Linked DNA regions of Mus musculus: region 1 is linked to region 2. Evidence: chromatin loops called from intact Hi-C (ENCODE). Cell type or tissue: heart. All regions are shown on one strand. Each heading gives the region's core, and the rest is flanking DNA. Links, peaks and the distances in the headings are about the cores only.

Region 1 (8,000 bases), core at 1-8,000, 46 kb before region 2:
TCGAAACGGGCCTGACGTTCAAGTTCATAGCCCAAGTGTGAAATTAGGAATTTTTAAAAGATGCATTAAGAAAAAAACAAAAAACCAATCAGAATAAACCTGGCTCATCTATTTCCAGTTAAGTTTAAAATCCAGACCAGGTGGAGCTGGTCTCTAGGTTCTCCCAGCATCCCTCAGTCCCTACCTGATCCAGGGTGTGGCTAGCATACCCCACTCTTCTGCCTTTCACCTAAAGGCTCTTCCCTATATAATCCAGACCATTTGGTTGCCTGTCCTTTTTTGTACCTTTGGCATCCTGGTTGCTGTATTTGATTCCCCTCTCTCCTTTCCCTTTCCAATCTCCCCACATGGTTCAGGGGCATGTCCACTCTGGCTATGCTGTCCCACATATCTATGATAAACTTCCTCCTCCACCATACCTAGGAGCAGATATATGTCCTTCCCTTTTTCGTTCATCGGATTCCAAAACCTGGATGAGAGGACACTTACTGAGTAAGTGGTGAGAGACAGACGTTTAGATAAGGTGGGGGAAAGAAGCAGCTGAAGAGGAGGACTCTAGGATCAAATTTGGTGGCTAGAAAAGCCAGATCTTCAGGAGTCATCCCTCCAGGGAGCACCGGCATTGTGAGCAGCCAATGCCTGGGTGGGACCACTGTGAGCATGCCCAGCATCAGTACCAGAGCCACAGCCTTGGTGACTTCAGGCAAAGCATCCTCAAACCTATCTCAAAGGTGCCTCCCCTCCTACACATGGGTCCTGGGGAACTGCTCTCTGCACACCTGACCCACAGCTATGATGAACTCCAGATGTTGCAGTCATGGCTGCTGATGGATTACTATGGAAAACCCGAGGCCCTTGCTGTAACAAGTAGGGACTGAAGGATGCTGGGAGAACCTGGAGGCCAAGTCCACTTTGATGTGTTTGCACCCTCTTGTTCTGGGTGTGAACCTTAGCATCTCCTAAATTAAATATGAATCTCATTTACTCTTTAAAAGAATACATTTAAAAGCTAAATTCAACTTCCCCTTCCGATCAGCTGGAATGTGCCAAATTCAGGCTTTGGGGATGGAACTAGGGCTGGGGAGGGGAGAAAAAAGAGTGTGTGGAGAAAAGAGATGGAAAGAGAGAAAAGAGAAAAGACAGACGGTGAAACTAAAAGGCAGAGGAACAAAGAACGTAGAGGAGGGAAGTTCAGTGAGTGCCTTATCTTGGTGCTGCTTCTTGGCTGTGGCCAACACAACTCCCTTTTGGTTCTGATTAGCTTTCTCAGCATTTAAAAGCTCATTGATTGTTCATATCTAATCTATACACCCAGGGGCTCAGAGATTATGTTCCCCCAGCTACCTTAGCCAAACAATAAAGCAATATCAGTCACGATGTAAAACAGCCCTCGAGTCTGGAGCCAGTCAGCCTTTCCCATCTCTGTCTTTGGTGTAGTGTGACCGTTTTCCCCCTGGTAACAGGAAAAGCCGTGGGTTTGACCTAGGCACAAGGATAACAATGGATTGGCATCTCCTGATAAGTTCTTCCAGCAGAGGCCAACACTTTCACAACTTCATGCCTTCTCCAGAAGGGAGCTGCTTCTGTGGTTGCTGCTTGCAGACCCCCACCCCCCGTCTGCCCACCGCTTTCCTGTTTCAAAGGCTTCTCAAGGGGTGGTTAGGATTTCTAAAAAAAAACTTCCAGAGAAGAAAATTGGACAGTTCTTGACATTAAACTATATTCATTACCAGGGATACTAGGAATGATCCAAGATCACTATGTAACCCTAGCTGCCCTGAACTCACTATGTAACACAGGCTGCTTCAAACATGCCTCAATAAGCTCCATTTATTAACTACCAATAAACCAGATATCTAGAAAGAAAAAAAAACATAGAAGTGACATTTAGTTGACTTGACAGTGATAATGTACGGGGCTGGTCGGTAGAAAAAAATTAACTTAGCTCAGAATGTAGGAGTAAGGGTGGATGTTGAGGTAGCTACCAGAAGTGCACTGGGGGGTACTGTGGTAAAGAAAGAATATGGGGCTTACAAGCAAGGTAAAAGAAACAAGAGGCAAACATGGACTTTAAATGAATGAGTCGGGGCTGTGGCTGGCCCACTACAATAATAAAATGAGTTGAAGTGGCAAAGTTGTATCAATAACATCTTTCTCTTTCTAGGGTGGTGGTCACTGTTGGAAGAATCTTTTTGATTATTCATGCTTTACTTCCTCATGAAGCATCTCAGGTGAAAGGCTTGTCTTGTCTGTGGCGGCTACCAACTCCCCAGCTCTGAAACACTACATCGCCTGGGCAGTTTTGATTAAAAACAAAACAACATCCAAGCATTGCTTAAGAACACCTGAAACCCTCTGAGGCGCACTTTCGCTCTGGAAGCAGCTAGAGGAAGTCTGACCCACGCCCACCAGGCGAATGTGGCCATCTGTCCTCTTGACTAAATACCCTTCTCTAAGGGTTGCTGCGTGTCACTACTTCCCAAGGCTCATTGACTGCCATGCCTTTCCCATCTGCAGTCCGTGTCCTCACGCTCTGTCCTAAGTTTTTCACAGGTCATTTCCCCACTTGGGCTTACCCTGAACAGACAGCCTGGACTGCTCAGTATTCCCCGGCTATGCCTTTGAGTTTTCCTGTCTCTGCATCTTTGCTTCCAAGGCTTCCTCATTTCCTGTACAAACCCTACAGCCACCCCAGCCCCATATTCCCACAGCACATTCTTTGTACTGCTTGCTTTCCTAGTTTGCTTTGTTTTACGGTCATGCGCCTACCTGTCTGGCTCTCTCCCATTCTATTCCCAAGTCCTTGAGGTTAGAGACCAGCAACGATTCTTCCCAGCAATATTGCCTGCACTAGTTAGCATGCTGCCGGCTCGGAAACAGGAGCCCCCATAAACGTATCTTGGACTGGATTCAACACCCTCTTAATAGCTACTCTGCATTGTCAAAGTCCCCACTGAATGCGCTTGGAATCCGGCGTGTTACTCCCGACTCAGTGTGACCACCGCAGAGGCAGAGTGAACTATTAATATTTCTACTGAGGAAGCACACAGCTATATTCATCCCTTTTTAGCCATCACTTCCTACTGTTGGTTCGTATTAAAGCTTTTAGTCCCAGGAGCTGCGGCCAAGCTCAGTGGCTCCCATCCTGTAATTGCGCAACTGCCTTTTGAATCTAAAAGTAGAAGCGAACATCCCTCGCCTGCTGCACTTGGTCCTGTTGGTCTCCATCCAGCATTGCAGCCTATTGAAGCAGATTTCATTGTGAGTGCAGGCAGTGCTGTGAAAGCCTATGGGGGAGGGGGCCTGTGGCATCTGAGACACCAGCAAGTGCTTCCCATGTCTTCAAGTTGTTGATGAAATAAGGAACAGGATGGGTTTTTTTTTTTTCCTGGGGAAAGTACGCACAGGGCATTTTTACAAGGGATGGCTCCAGGTTAACATGAAACTTTAAATACTCGAGATATAAATGTCCAGTTGTGTTAAAATCTAGATCGCTGCTTCTTTGATATTGCTTATTTCTTTATTTGTTAGGGATAGGGTCTCATTATGTAGCCCTGACTGTCCTGAGCTCATTATGTAGCCGAGGCTGGCTCTACACGTGCCTCAGTCTTTCTGTGTCCACCTCCTGAGCTGAAGGGATTAAAGGGATGGGCCACTGCATCTGATCACATCACTGTCTGTATCCAACCCTGCCTCACTGATAAAGATATTAGGGAAGATTTTACATGCTTCAGAATAGCCAAAGCAAAATTTTATCAGGAAGCTCACAACCAAAAATCACTGTGGTAAAGGAGTGTGTTTTAAAAGATAGAAACAATTCTCATGGTACAAAAGCTATTACAAGATGTTTTGTGGGGAAAAAAAAGAGTTAAGGTGGAGAGTATAACTTTAGGAAATAACTTCTGTAAGAGTATCTTAGCGTATATGCTAAGCAAGTATTCGAGTTTAGTAGCTGGTACATCATTTATACTCAATAGCTGCTAGCAATTGTGCCAGATTAAACTGTAATGCCACCCATCAATCAGGACAAACCTATAGTGACAAAAATCGTTTTACCAGATTAAGGAGGACATTTGAGTGATCTGTAGAGATTGGAGTGGTCTGAATGACAATGACCACATGGTTCAACATCAGTATCTTCAGCTTTGAGCAACTCATCACATAATCATTGAGCTTGAAGTTATTTTATTTTATATTTCATTTTATTTTATATTTTATTTTTGGTGCTGGGCATAGATCCCAGAGCTGAGAACAAGTTGTAGCAAGCAGTACTGTACAGTCACATTCCTAATTTCGCCCTTGTTTTAATGCAAGTGCAACTGAGTTACAGAGAACATAAACCCACAGGGAATCCACAAACACCCTTGGAACCCAAGTCTATCATCAGGAAGCCCAAATTAGCCATCTTAAACTGGGGCTAAGTTAGAGTCGAGGCCCTCCTGGTTTGGCAAACGGTTCCAATGACCCCAAAAGGCTCACTGGTATACAAAATGACACTATTTGTTACTGGTACGGCCAGGACTGAATGAAAGCTTCATGGTCCTTTGCTAGCACAAGTCAGCTTAAGGCTGTTCTTAAAGTTACTAAAGTGAATATTAATGTGGTTAATGTACTAGTTACATTAACAACAACAACAATGTAAATCTCCCCATCTTTCAAAGTCATGTGCTTTCTTGACAAATTCCCTTTCCCTTTCATTTTCTCTTCCTTTTTTTCTTTTTCTTTTAAAAAACTCTAATGTGTAGGGAGCAGCATCCACACGCTGCATTGAGCAGGACTGAAAACCCTGGAGAAACACACAAGTTGCTATCTCTGAAACTTTCCAGCAGTGGCCAGTGGGGATGCCAGGAGGACCTGGGCCACGGCTAAAATAAATAGTGCTCTCTCGGCTGACTCTACATGTCAGTATGAAAAGGTCTTGTGCTTGACACTTTCCACCAAGAAAGGCAAAAGGGGTTTTGAAGTTTGTGTTCACGGTGCTAAAACAGAATCTAAGAGTATTCCTTCTCACTGACAATAGCCCAGACTCAGGTAAAGAAAGGCGGCTTGAAGTCTAGGTCTCCACCAAGTCTACCTCCCCAAGCAGGGAGTCTTTCCAATGCTCACACCACTACTCTGATTACTCGGCATCTTGCCAGGAGAGTTGGATATTGAGTGAATGAATAGCCTAAGCTAGGCATGAACACGCACGCTGTCGCTGACGCAACTATTTATGGCATGCCCCAGTGCCCAAAAAGAGCTCTAAATGTGAAAATGGCTTCCACAACCAGTCATGGCTGAGTCTAGTATAGAACTAGTCTGGTAGCCGCTAAGTTTATCTTCTTAAAAACTCAAGCAAGGATTACCAAAAATAAGCCACTCACGGTGGCCTGCATGTTCTCTGGACTTCTCACTGGGCCTCAGTTCAACGTTTCCGATGTCAACATCTTGTCTCCAGACCTTGGAGGCAAAGGTTAAGCAGTGTCCTGCCTCCTCTCATCAGCATCTTGCCAGAGGAGTTGGATATTGAGTGAATGAATAGCCTCAGCTAGGCAGTTGCTGCGGGGCAAGACTCAGAGCGCCAACGCAGTACAGGATGGAAAGGAAGGAAGCATGAACGTACATGCTGTCACTGTCCCAACTATTTACAGTAATGTTCAGTGAAAGCCCAGAGCTATGAAAGGTTTGACAGGGAAGTAAAGGAAATGCTGTTAGGTCACGCCGCCGAGAGCCATGTCAACCATTCATGGGAAGTTATGGTACTTTGTAAATCTTCTCCGGGATGCTGTGGGTAATCTTTCAAAAAAGCATAAACACCAACTATCTTAATTAAATTGGGAGGTGGAAGAGAGACCAATGGGGTGTCAATGAATGTGAAATCAGATCATAGGCAGCCAGATGAGCCTTAAGTCTTGTTTTGAGGCATAAGGACTTTCTCACTGCACAAACCACTGCGTTTTCTATGTACCTGAACAATTTGGGGGTGTGCTTCTCAGCCGCTCCTGAAGGGCCCCCAGAGTCTCTCCAGAGCAGATTCTGAGTGTTCTGAGGTTAAGTGAATGAAGAAGAAGGTATCATCATTTTCCATATTCGTAGCTAAGCCTCCTTGGCTCATTTGGGATGTATGCGTGTATTCTGTCTATTGGCCCCACTTACTGGCTGCTAGCTGTGGAGGCAATTGACAGAAAGCAACATAGTGTGTGTGCTTTCAAAGCTTGAGCACTCTGAGGAGTACAGAGGTCTTGCCAGATCTGTTTCACAGGGGGTGAGGTTGAGAAAGGCTTCTCCTTGTGGCAGGAAAACAGAGGGGACCCAGAGAAGGGGACTTGGAGCTAAAAAGGTATAAGTTAGTTTTGTGGCAACACTCCTGGGATCAGCTGGGAAAGCTCACCTCAAGAGAAGGAGTGTTAAATCCCTTAAATGTGCCAAGTCAGATGAGTTCACCTATGCTTACAGGCAGACTGGGAGCCAAGGATTTAGCAGTGGTCTTGTCAGAATCAATGAATAAGTTAAACTGATATGAAGAGAAATAGCAGCTAAATGTATTTGTTTTTGTTTGTAAACACATGAACAAGTGAACACAGGAAAATCCTAAAGGCTGTTGAAATGTTAAATATGAGACCTAAAATAACCCAGCGTTGCTGGGGGGAGGGGGGGGACACAGGGGGGGGTGCTAGCATCTCTCACAACACCTAGCATCTGCTCACATCTAGTATGAGCCATCTTCTAGGGGAAGGGCATAAAAGAATAGAAAGCAGCCTCAGAGGAGTGTGCGGCTGGGGGAACCTGCTCCCTCACTGCAAACATATTTACAAAAGGGCTTGTTGGGGGAATCCGTTCCTGAGCAAGCATGCTCAGTTAGGATCAAGAGGTGTGGGGAAACTTGAGGAGGCCATCTTAGAAAATGAATAAAGAGGCCAAAGAGATTGAACTTGCGTTCTCACACAGCTTTTCAAAGCTGCGCCCCTGCTCTCCAGCAGAGGCTACAGCTTAGAGCAGCCATATTAATTTCTTCGGGTCAACTCTTGGAGGTATTAATTTTATTCTGGGGTCTGGAAAAGGGTGTGTGCGTAACTTTCCTAAGAGCTATTCCTGGTAAAAAGCTCCTTGCTTTGTGCGCTTCCATTCTACGGTGACTTGGGAAGAAGCCATGCGTGGTACAGCAATGTTACCGACCCATAGCTATATCGGGTTACTTCCTTTTTTCACTGAACATTCAGGCCCAGTTCTTGCTCTGTGGGGAACTATGGGAACTCTCTGGAGGCCTAGAGAAGATGTGAGTCTGGTGCTTTGTGTCTGTAACTGTATACCTGTGAGTGATGCGCGGGAAGAAAAGAACACGCTAATCACGCGTTGTTCTATTTTTAAGCGATTGTACTCAGCTCTGGGAGAGGGAACGCTGACCTTTCTCCCCTTGAAAGTTACTGAGAGCTGGCTACTATGTTGTAGTGTAAATGTAGCTCCCAAACTCTGAGGACTCGTAGTCCTAGGTACTGAGGGAGACCAAATGGCGGTGGTGGTGCTGGGGAGAGCGTGTTCACCCATGCGTGTGCGTGCCCGCTCTAGTTGGGGCTGCGATGCCAAAATATTTCTTCGCGTCCAAAAAGGCCTGTCAGAGAGGCGAACTAACTGGCAAACAGAAAACTTCCGTGTCATGCTTACTGTTCTCACGGCAGGCTGACACAGTCATGTATCCTAGGGCGGATTGCATGCCACAGCTTTAAGCGGACATTCCACCAATATTAACTAAAAGATTGAGTCAGTGAATCTTTCCAGGAAAGCACTACAAAGCTTTCTGCCTGTTGGAAGAGAGGGAGGGAAGAAGGGAGGATGGAAGGAAGAAAATTCAACTGCATAAATTGGCAGTAGGATATAATATCTTAAGTTAAGGGTCTCTCCCTCTCCCTACCCCCCTCCCCGTCCCTCCCTCCCTCTCCTACACTGGTAGTGTAGTACCAGACCTGGGAAAATTAAGACCTTCTCTTCCCAAAAGCACCTCTGTAAACTCCTATGCAGTATAG
Region 2 (9,308 bases), core at 1-8,000:
GAGACCTAATTGTAGAAGAACGAGCTCACTCTTTCCCTTGAGTTTCACTGTCAATCAATGGTAGCGTGCTGATGCTGAAGAGCTGCATCAGTAGTGATGCCTTGCTGGCTGGCCTCCACACCACAGGACATTTCCCTTCTTAGCATTTCTCATCCAAGTCAGTAATCAGCAGGGCAAGAGTAAGATGGCTCTTCTGTTAGGAGACCAGTGTTTGGCATCAGACTAACGTCGTTTCTCTTCTGCACAGAGACTCAATCCCTTTGTGAGCAGCTCCATCCATAAAATGAGGGTGTCTGTACTGTCATATCCACCATCACAAGTGTGAGCACATGAAACCCTTGGAGAGGTAGTCTATGTAAACCCTGTGATGACTATACTATCTCTAAGCTTGACAACAGCTGTGACTCAGAAAGAGACAGTGTTAAAACTCCTTTTCCTAGAATGCATTCAAAGCTGGGAACCTACTGAAGAAAGCGATTATTTTCTCTGGCTTAATCAGGACATGTCACCTTTGCATTTTTTCTACAATGAATCAGAAACTCATTAATCAACAATGACTAAGAAGGGCCAGAGCTGTTAAAATGGAATAAATCTAAAGTGTGTGGCACATTTTCCTCTCCTGATGTGTTTCTGTTTGTCACCCATAAAGTCAAGTTTCTGACAAAGTTATATCATATGTTATACAAGTTTCTTAATTTTTTTATGAAGTCATTAATTCTTTAAAATTTATGGATATCTTAGAGTGATTAAATTTTTACATGAATGTCTTTTGGAGGCAAGCTGGTAGAAATTTTATTTTAGAACTTATTATTAGTTTCTATATTTCTAGCCTAAGGATGTCTACACTGGTTGGATCAAAAATTTCAAATACTTAGGTTTTTTTTTTTTTCATCTGTATTTTTAAGGCAAGATCTGTGTTGCCTGTTAAGTAATAAACTAAAACTTCAAATAGCCGTAAACCAAGCAAACAAAAGTTTGATTAATATAGATTGCCATCAAACATGCTAAATTAGTAAGGGACTGAAATATTTTAGAAATGATGTAGCTAGCTATGGCAGGCTCCATGAGGCAATGAATGAAAGAGACCTGTGTTTGCCATCTCCCAGTTTACCTTCCCAAGTCACTGCATGAGAGCATTCAAACATAGGACAGATTTGACTTCCATTTTTAAGCACCGATACTCAGTTTCAAATCGTACTAAGGATATAATTATTATCAACGGCCCATGATTCATCTTGGGCCTCTTGTATAAATCAGTTTTAGGTAGCAGTGGTACACTGTTTTTTGTTTTTGTTTTTATTTTTTGATACAGGGTTTCTCTGTGTAGCCCTGGCTGTCCTGGAACTCACTTCGTAAACCAGACTGACCTCAAACTCAGAAATCCACCTGCCTCTGCCTCCCAAGTGCTGGGGTTAAAGGTGTGCGCCACCACCAACCTGCACAGTGGCACACTGTATAACGATAACATTTGGTCAAGTCTAGCCTACCTAGTGATTCAATTATCACTCTCTTATCCCCCAAAGGCACCGGAGAGCGTTTATCTCATTTCTGCACACAATCAATGGATGCGCAAGAGGCTTACCAACAATTCTTTTTGGTTGCCATGTGTTCAGCTTCCAACAAATGGTTTTGTTTGTTTGTTTGTTTCTGGAGAGGGGAAAAACAAAACAAAACAAACAAAACAGAAAGAAAAGCCAACTTCTTCAAATGCAGAGGAGATCCTGACCGATCAGTTGGAATACCTACAGTCAGTCTATCTGATAACACCCCCCAGGCATTCATGCATCCCAAAGAAACAGGATACAAGCTTTTGTAATGTTGGTTGAGGACAAACGACTCACCCACAATGACAGCAGTGACCGTGAGCAGAACGAAGGCATTCCGAAACAGGTAACTCTTAACATCTTCCTTGGTGAGGCTCTGAACTTTCTTCTTGGCCAGAAGTGTCCGCTTGCGGACCCCTTGCTGCAATCTCTCCATCCTGCCCCCCATCCTAGGCTCTTCTCCGTTGCTTTTGGTCATATTTTATCTTTCTAGGAATTTATCACGTCCTTGCGTGTCAGTGTCTTGCACTTGTTCCCAGAAAGTGAATTCTCCTCTTTGGTGTTAGAGAGGACAACTAGAGCGGAATAGAAAGGAAAAAAAAAGTTATAGCCTCCTGGGCTGAGCAATCGGGACCTGCTCACAGGATGGCAGACGGTGAGTTAATTGCACGAGAATTAAAAGACGGAAGAGCTTTGGTAGCAGGCCAGATTGTATGCATTTTACTGGACTATGTGTACAAAATTAACGTAAAGTTAGAATAGATGAGCAAAAAGTTGTGTTCCTTTTCCAGTTTGCTCTATCCCCTCAATGAGTAAGGGGTTCTTCAGGGTTGGATGAGACCAAGCACCCACATTTCCACTCTGTCCTCAGAGCCTAGCCAAGTGCCTCGCACAACCCACACACTCATTAAGTGCCTGGTTGAACTAAACAGAAAAATTCCACTTGAGAACTCATGTCTTGTATGCGGTTAAAGATATATAACTATGTCAAAAAAAAAAGAGCTAACTGAGATACTGACATGTAGCCATTGGCATATGTAGTGTGAGTCTTTGGTTTCATTTATTGACTTCACAAAGAAAGAAACATGAGCCAATTAACTTGTAAATACGGCCATAAAAAGAACACAAGTGCCCAGGTGACAGTAGAAATGCAATTGAGGCTTTTACAGGGAAACCTTTCCTGTGAAGTTAGCATATTGCCCTGGGCACATCTATAAATGATCTAAAATCACAATCCATTTTCATATCATTAGAAGGTAGGAGCATGAAGCACCATCTGTGTTCAGGGCAAACCCGCAAGCCATGCGAGGAGGAGACCTTCACTGCTGTCTCCGTATTTTGAAATTTAGGATTTTGGGGATAGAGGAGGAGAGAAGCCAGCTTTCATTCCAAACATTACAGCGTGTGGTTTCTGGTTTCTTTAAAGTGCTCTTAGGTTATTTAAATACAAACGCCTAACCATTTTCCTTGCTGGCAATCAAGGGCTTCCTCCTGCCGCTGTACATGAATCCTAAGCCCTAGACTTTGGCGATGATCAGCAGCGCCTGTGGACGTGTGTATCTGGCAGAGTCGGAGCCAGCGTGTGCATCTGTGGGGGAGGTAGCTGCAACTCGCAGGCTTTCGGTAAATCCAAGGTTGGAAAAAAAAAGACTTAAGAGTTTTGACTTTTAAATAAAATTGTAGGTTGAGATCATTGATAGTAAGACCTGCAGTGTATTTAATACTTTACACTAGATTAAAAGTTTAAAGAGGGGGGATAAAGAGAGGAGAGTCCAGATTTTTTTTAAACTAATAATTCTGATGTCCTTAACCCGCCAGTTCCCCTTAAAGTACACCCGTTCAATCTTGATTTTTATTCTAGATCTCGAACGTCCGTCTACTCCCCCACCCCCAACCTCGATCGACTGAATTTCAAACCCAGAGAGGACTGGGCTTGCATAGTTAGCACACGCCGGCTGCTCTCGGTCCGAACAGGACCTTACCTACCAATATGGCTAGCTTTACTCCGGCGCTCAGCAAACAGAAAAGTGGGACGCAAAACTGAGCCCCGCGGGCTACAGAAGGCTGCGCTTACCTTTTCTGACTCTGGGATGGGAGGAAGACACCCCGGGCTACGTGGAGGTGAATTCCCCAGCAGGTAGCTCGGAGTAACAGCTTAGCGAGCGGCGGAGCAGGCTGGCCCTGACAACATGCATGTGCTCTGAAACCGCCACTTACTATCAGGCAACTTAAGAAAAGAGGAGGAGCCTGTACTGGGGAAAGGGGGAGTGGGAAAATGAAAACAGCAGGAGGAGGGGGGAGCCCGAGCTCCCCGGAATATTGATTAATCTTGGCACCACAGAAGCACGCTTTATGGCTTTGTTTTGCTCCGTAGACCACGTTCACGCCTTGTTAGTTCACTTATATTAGAAACGCAAAATCAGGACCTGAGAGAATCGAAAACTAAAGCGCTCACACACATGGACGCTGGAAGTCCGGATTAGAACGTCTGGGAGACTTCTCCAAGGCCACGTTTAATTACCTCATTTCAGGTTGCCTCCCCTTCAGGGGACGTCAGAGGGTGTTCTTTTGCCTGCTCACACAACTGTTGTAGCACCCCACCCCTTTAGCATTGGGGACATAACTGAAATTTCTTGGAAGGATCCTGAATACAATTAAGTATAGAGAGGAGAATGCTTACTGCCGCCCTCTCAACTTGTATAAAGTTACTCAAAACACAAGGTGAGACATGCCCCTGTTTTACAGTTTAAAACTCCAATATAAGGAATCTGATTGGGCTCTGGCTGCCTGCTCTGCGGACAGAAAAAGGTAAGAAACACAAAAAAATCAGGATCGCTGCCAAACTAGAAAGTAAACTCTGTTTTAAGACCAAGAGTGCAGATGCACACTCATGACTTCCAAAGGTAAGCTATTCAATTGCTTCCGTTTAAAGAATGCTGAGTGCCCCCATCCCCGTTTTCAGGAGTTAGAAAGTTCTCTTGGTTTTTGTTTTCTTGTTCTTTCTCTCTCTCCTTTTCTGTTCTCTTCCTCCATCTCTCTCTCTCTCTCTCTCTCTCTCTCTCTCTCTCTCTCTCTCTCTCTCTCTTTCTCTCTCTTCCTTCCTGTGTGTGTGTGTGTGTGTGTGTGTGTGTGTGTGTGGTGTATAGTTGGCTGGTTAGTTGGGTTTTGGGTTTTCAAGACAGGATTTCTCTGTGTAGCTCTGGCTGTCCTGGAACCAACTCTGCAGACCGAATTGGCCTTGAACTCAAAGATCCACCTGCCTGTCCCTGCCTTGCAAGTGCTAGGACTAAAGGTGTGTGCCACCATACCTAGCTTTTTGCCATTTTTCTTAAAAGGAAAACGGACTGCACAAATATACAACCTGCAAGTTAAAAAAGGAGTTGTTGAGAGTGACTTACCCCTCTCTCCTCAGTTTTAAGAACTTGTTGAGGTGAAGGAAAACGGCTCACTAGAAACATGAAAACACACCCAAGATCACAGCCCACATTCTATTTGCTGGTTCCCTAAGATCCCCACGCAAAGTCTGCTCAGTTTTCGTGTCTGTCATCCAAACACCAAAATATGTCATTTTGTTCCTCATTAGCAAATCCAGGGAGCTATGTTTTAAAAAAAAAAAAAAAAGTTCCCTGCCAGACTTAATTGTTCATGTATGTGCTTTGGAACAGCTGCTAGTTGGAAAGTAATGGTTGGTTGTAAGAGTGCCTGACCTGTCAAATTAGCAGCAATTGTAACAACTTCCTACCATAACACTACTTTAACAATTTAATGAGAATCTTCGGTCTCTTGTCAGCCTCAGCCCTCCGTGATCTTTTCTTTCCTCTTGTCCCTCAGATCCCTTAGCATCTGCATTCGATTGCTTAACACTTAATTATGTGCTGCCTTGGCCCTGTGCCCTTGATTCCCAGATCAGGTCAAGTCGGGGCTTCTCAACTCAATGATAAGTTCTTTGAGGGCAAGAGTCTGTCTTGGGCCTGATAAACAGCGAGCATTAAGCAACTCTGAAGACCGGCAGATATAATCTAAGAGATCAGATCAGATCCCTTGTTTACCACTTCCTGTGATAAACCGAAGCTCCTTGTTCCCTGTTGCTACCTCAGATGTGCATAGACCCTCATCTCAACCTGAGCCATGCCTTTGTCACGACTATGATTTGGTTTTTTTTTCCCCCTGTATATGATTTGCACTTTAAGGGTACTGGAAAGAGAAACAGGACACTTTTAAGTGGAGTCTCAGTGACACTCAAATCAATAACATTTCTGCTTTACCTTGCTCACTTTCCAAACCCAGCAAAAAAGAAGGAGGGGAAGGGGGGCCGACAAACCATTCTGGTTAGCACAGAGGAGAGCCTGTCTGGGTTTTCTCCCTTCCTCCACCCCTTCCCCTTTGGAAATCCCTACACTCTGGCTATTACCATTTTACTATTTCAATTTGTGCAAAAAACATAGGAGTCTGGTGTTCATAGAGAAAGGAAGTAATTCTCCCTTGGAAATTGTGTTGGTTGCAATAAAACCTAATGGGGGGACTGAGATGCAAAGAGTCTCAGTTCAGAGCTCATACGAAGTGCAAGGTTTGAGTCTGGGCCCAGTATTGGGAATTACTTCTTCTGCATGTACTTAAGAAAACAAAACAAAACTATAGCAGTAATGCCCTGGGGGGCAACCTGATTTGTTCTGGGTACTTCCCCCACTGCCCCCTGTACTTTAGAAGCAGGAACTTGGACTTGAAGCAGGACCGTTGAACTTGGAAATGATTTCTCTGCCTCTCCCTCTTCAAAGAAGCACCAAATAAATGAAAGACCAAAACCATTATGAACCGAAAGTTGTATTACATGTCAAGTACTCAGATTCTGGGCACGGAGTTCTGGAAGCTTTTGCACTGGAGTTGCAGATGAAAGCAAAGTAAACCCCACAAACACACACACGCACACACACACACACACACACATACACACACACACACACACATACACACACACACACACACACACACACAAACACACACACATACACACACACATACACACACACACATACACACAAACACACGCGCACACACACACATACATACACACACACACACACACACACACACACACACACACTCGTGGCAAACGCTGTTCCCTTTTGAGAAGAGCAGCCAACTTTTTTCTTTTGAGCATGTGAAGGCAACCTGTGGTTTAGGTAAATTCTTTCTCCTGGGAAAAACAGGACAGTAAAGCAGCAAAGCAATCCACCTATAAATGAGTCCCACCCGCACCCCGTTACCTGTCTGTCGGGCAGCAGGAGTGACCATGACCATAAGTACTAAGACGTCTACACAACTGTCAGACTGGAGAGCCCACAGTCTAACTCTAGGGAAATGGGAAGGACCTGACTTACTCTCAGTGTGTAAATGTAGACCAGACAGAGAGAGCAGGGGAAGATGCACGGATGAGCGTAGATGGTCTTTTAGTTTGCTGTATACATACATACATACATGCATACATACATACATACATACATACATACCCCAGAAATATCTGTAGTGAACCCCCAGGGTTGTTGTGTTTTTAACTGACTGGATTTGATTTTTAAATCCTACGAGGACTTAAAAGTGCAACTGTGTTAACTGTGGAGGTTAATAGGTTTATAGTGTTTGTTGGTTTATGTGTTCAGTCAACCAACACGAAGCAATCACTGTGATTCAAGCATTGGTTTCTTTCATAACCACACATCCATAAACATTATGCAGCAGACCAGAGAGTGTTATGGGGATTCTGTAGGGAGCCCTATTAGCCAGTTTGCTAATGAGATTGAGAGCAAGATGAGGAACTGAGCTATGTGGATTCCTGCTCGATGTGCAGTCATGGGGCCCCATGGCAAATTTAACATGTGACATTGTGGGTAGGATGGAGATTCCTTCTGGGGAAGAGGCAAGAGTGTCCCAAAGCATCATACTGGATATGTAGTGAGTTCCAGGCTGGCCTAGGCCATAGAATAAGACCCAGTGTCAACTTCATTCTCTCAAAAGAACTTGAACTATGCTTTTAAGTAGTAGGAGCCATGAGAAATTAGCACAGGTGTAATTTTGATTTTAGATAGTGTTATGGTTTGTATATGCTCAGCCCAAGGAGTGTCACTATTAGAAGGTGTGGCCCTTTTAGAGTAGTTGTGTCACTGTGGGTATGGGTTATATGACCCTCATTCTAGCTGCCTGTGAGTCAGTATTCTGCTAGCAGCCTTCAGATGAAGCTGTAGACCTCTCAGGTCTGCCTGCACCATGCCTGCCTGGATGCTGCCATGTTCCCACCTTGATGGCAATGGACAGAACCTCTGAACCTGAAAGCCAGTCCCATTTAAATGTTGTCCTTATAAGAGTTGCCTTGGTCATGGTGTCTGTTCACAGAAGGAAAACCCTAACTAAGACACATAGGATCTAAAGCAACTCTTAATGAGCAACTCTTGAGTTAGAAAGCTGAAAAAACTAACACCACCAAAAGAGGGTTCATGTTCATGAAAGCTGGCATTCTGCTGAGGAATGTGGGACGCTCACAACACCATGGCTTTGAAGGCATCAGTAATGAGGAGTTACAGCCCCTTCCTAGGAATGCTTTCTCTTCAGGCCAATGGCCTGCCTGTCTCACTCTTTTCTATTACAGCACGTGTCTCTGGCAGAGTCTAAAGGTTTGACCTCTTATGGGCTTTCAGAAGAGGTCAGAGCAAAGGTAGGGATCCAGAGAACCCTTACATAAGGGAGAAAATGAAAAAGAGGAGAAATCCCTAAAACAGATATTCAAGCAGAAAGAAGTTACAAATTACAATTTTTTTAAATTACAAAGTAGCTAAGAATTGGACTTAATCAGGACTTTAAGAAAGCTCCGATATGAAAGCTAGAAGGGGTCTGCCTGTAGTGCAGATTCCATCATTGCTATTAATATTACTTGTATTAGAAGGTACATTTTCAGGCTGGAGACATGGCTCAGCGGGTATGAGCACCGACTGCTCTTCCAGAGGTCCTGAGTTCAATTCCCAGCAACCACATGGTGGCTCACAACCATCTGTAATGGGATCCGATGTCCTCTTCTGGTGTGTCTGAAGACAGCAACAATGTGCTTGTATAAATAAAAATCTTTTAAAAGGAAGAAAAGAAAAATGAAAGTGCATTTTCCTCAGTTGCATAAACAAGCCATATTTCTATAGCACTGGAGTCTTGGTTTATAGGGAAAGAGCATGAAACAGCAAATGCCAACCGTAGTAGTAATTTTTTTTTTCCCCTGAGACAGGGTTTCTCTGTATAGCTCTGGCTGTCCTGGAACTTACTCTATAGACCAGGTTGGCCTCGAGCTGGGTAATAATTTTTAAAATAGGGTTTCCTAGCTATGTTAGTCTTTTTTTTTTACTTTTGTTTTGTGTGCTTGTGGGGACTGTGGAGGCCAGAGGGCATCAGACCCCCTGGACTTGGAGTTACAGGCAGTTGGGAAGCACCTGATGTGGGTGCTATGAACCCAACTCTGATCCTCAGAAGGAACAACAAATGCACTTAACATCATCTGTGTTGCTTTGCATGAAAATGGCCCCATAGGTTCAGAGAGAGTGGCACTATTAGGAGGTGTGGCCTTGTTAGAGTAGGTGTGGCCTTGTTGGAGAAAATTTGCCACTGGGGGGGGGGGGTGGGCTTTGAGGTTTTAGATGCTCAAGCCAGGCCCAGTGGCTCTTTCTTCCTGCTGCCTGCTGTGTAGATGTAGAACTCTTGGCTCCTTCTCCATCACCATGTCTTCCTGTGCAC

The links. A loop is a pair of places that touch in the nucleus more often than their neighbours do. Peaks named below come from ENCODE experiments on the same cell type or tissue, not always from the same donor. Only the 100,000 strongest peaks of a DNase experiment are listed, where the experiment ranks them.
Region 1: it touches region 2 in a loop (2.4-fold over the local background); 6 of 42 quality-filtered maps call a loop at or near these places.

What each region holds. Positions count from the first base shown.
Region 1 is chr15:8,660,741-8,668,740 of GRCm38, forward strand. The region is part of intron 3 of Slc1a3 (solute carrier family 1 (glial high affinity glutamate transporter), member 3); the gene reads right to left. Among named protein-coding and RNA genes, the nearest start is that of Slc1a3, 46 kb to the right of the region's middle. In heart, for the core only: a CTCF peak has its summit at 3,213; a DNase peak (open chromatin) is centred at 3,171; H3K4me3 peaks cover 753 bases; H3K27ac peaks cover 4,430 bases.
Region 2 is chr15:8,706,721-8,716,028 of GRCm38, forward strand. Slc1a3 (solute carrier family 1 (glial high affinity glutamate transporter), member 3) reads right to left here and starts at 4,087. Exons shown (of 10, transcript NM_148938.3): 1 at 3,619-4,087; 2 at 1,842-2,119. The coding sequence starts at 2,022. It overlaps Gm31340 (a long non-coding RNA gene), which reads left to right and starts at 4,306. Exons shown (of 5, transcript XR_383822.2): 1 at 4,306-4,352. In heart, for the core only: no CTCF peak of the experiment used is centred there; a DNase peak (open chromatin) is centred at 3,621; H3K4me3 peaks cover 2,658 bases; H3K27ac peaks cover 1,850 bases.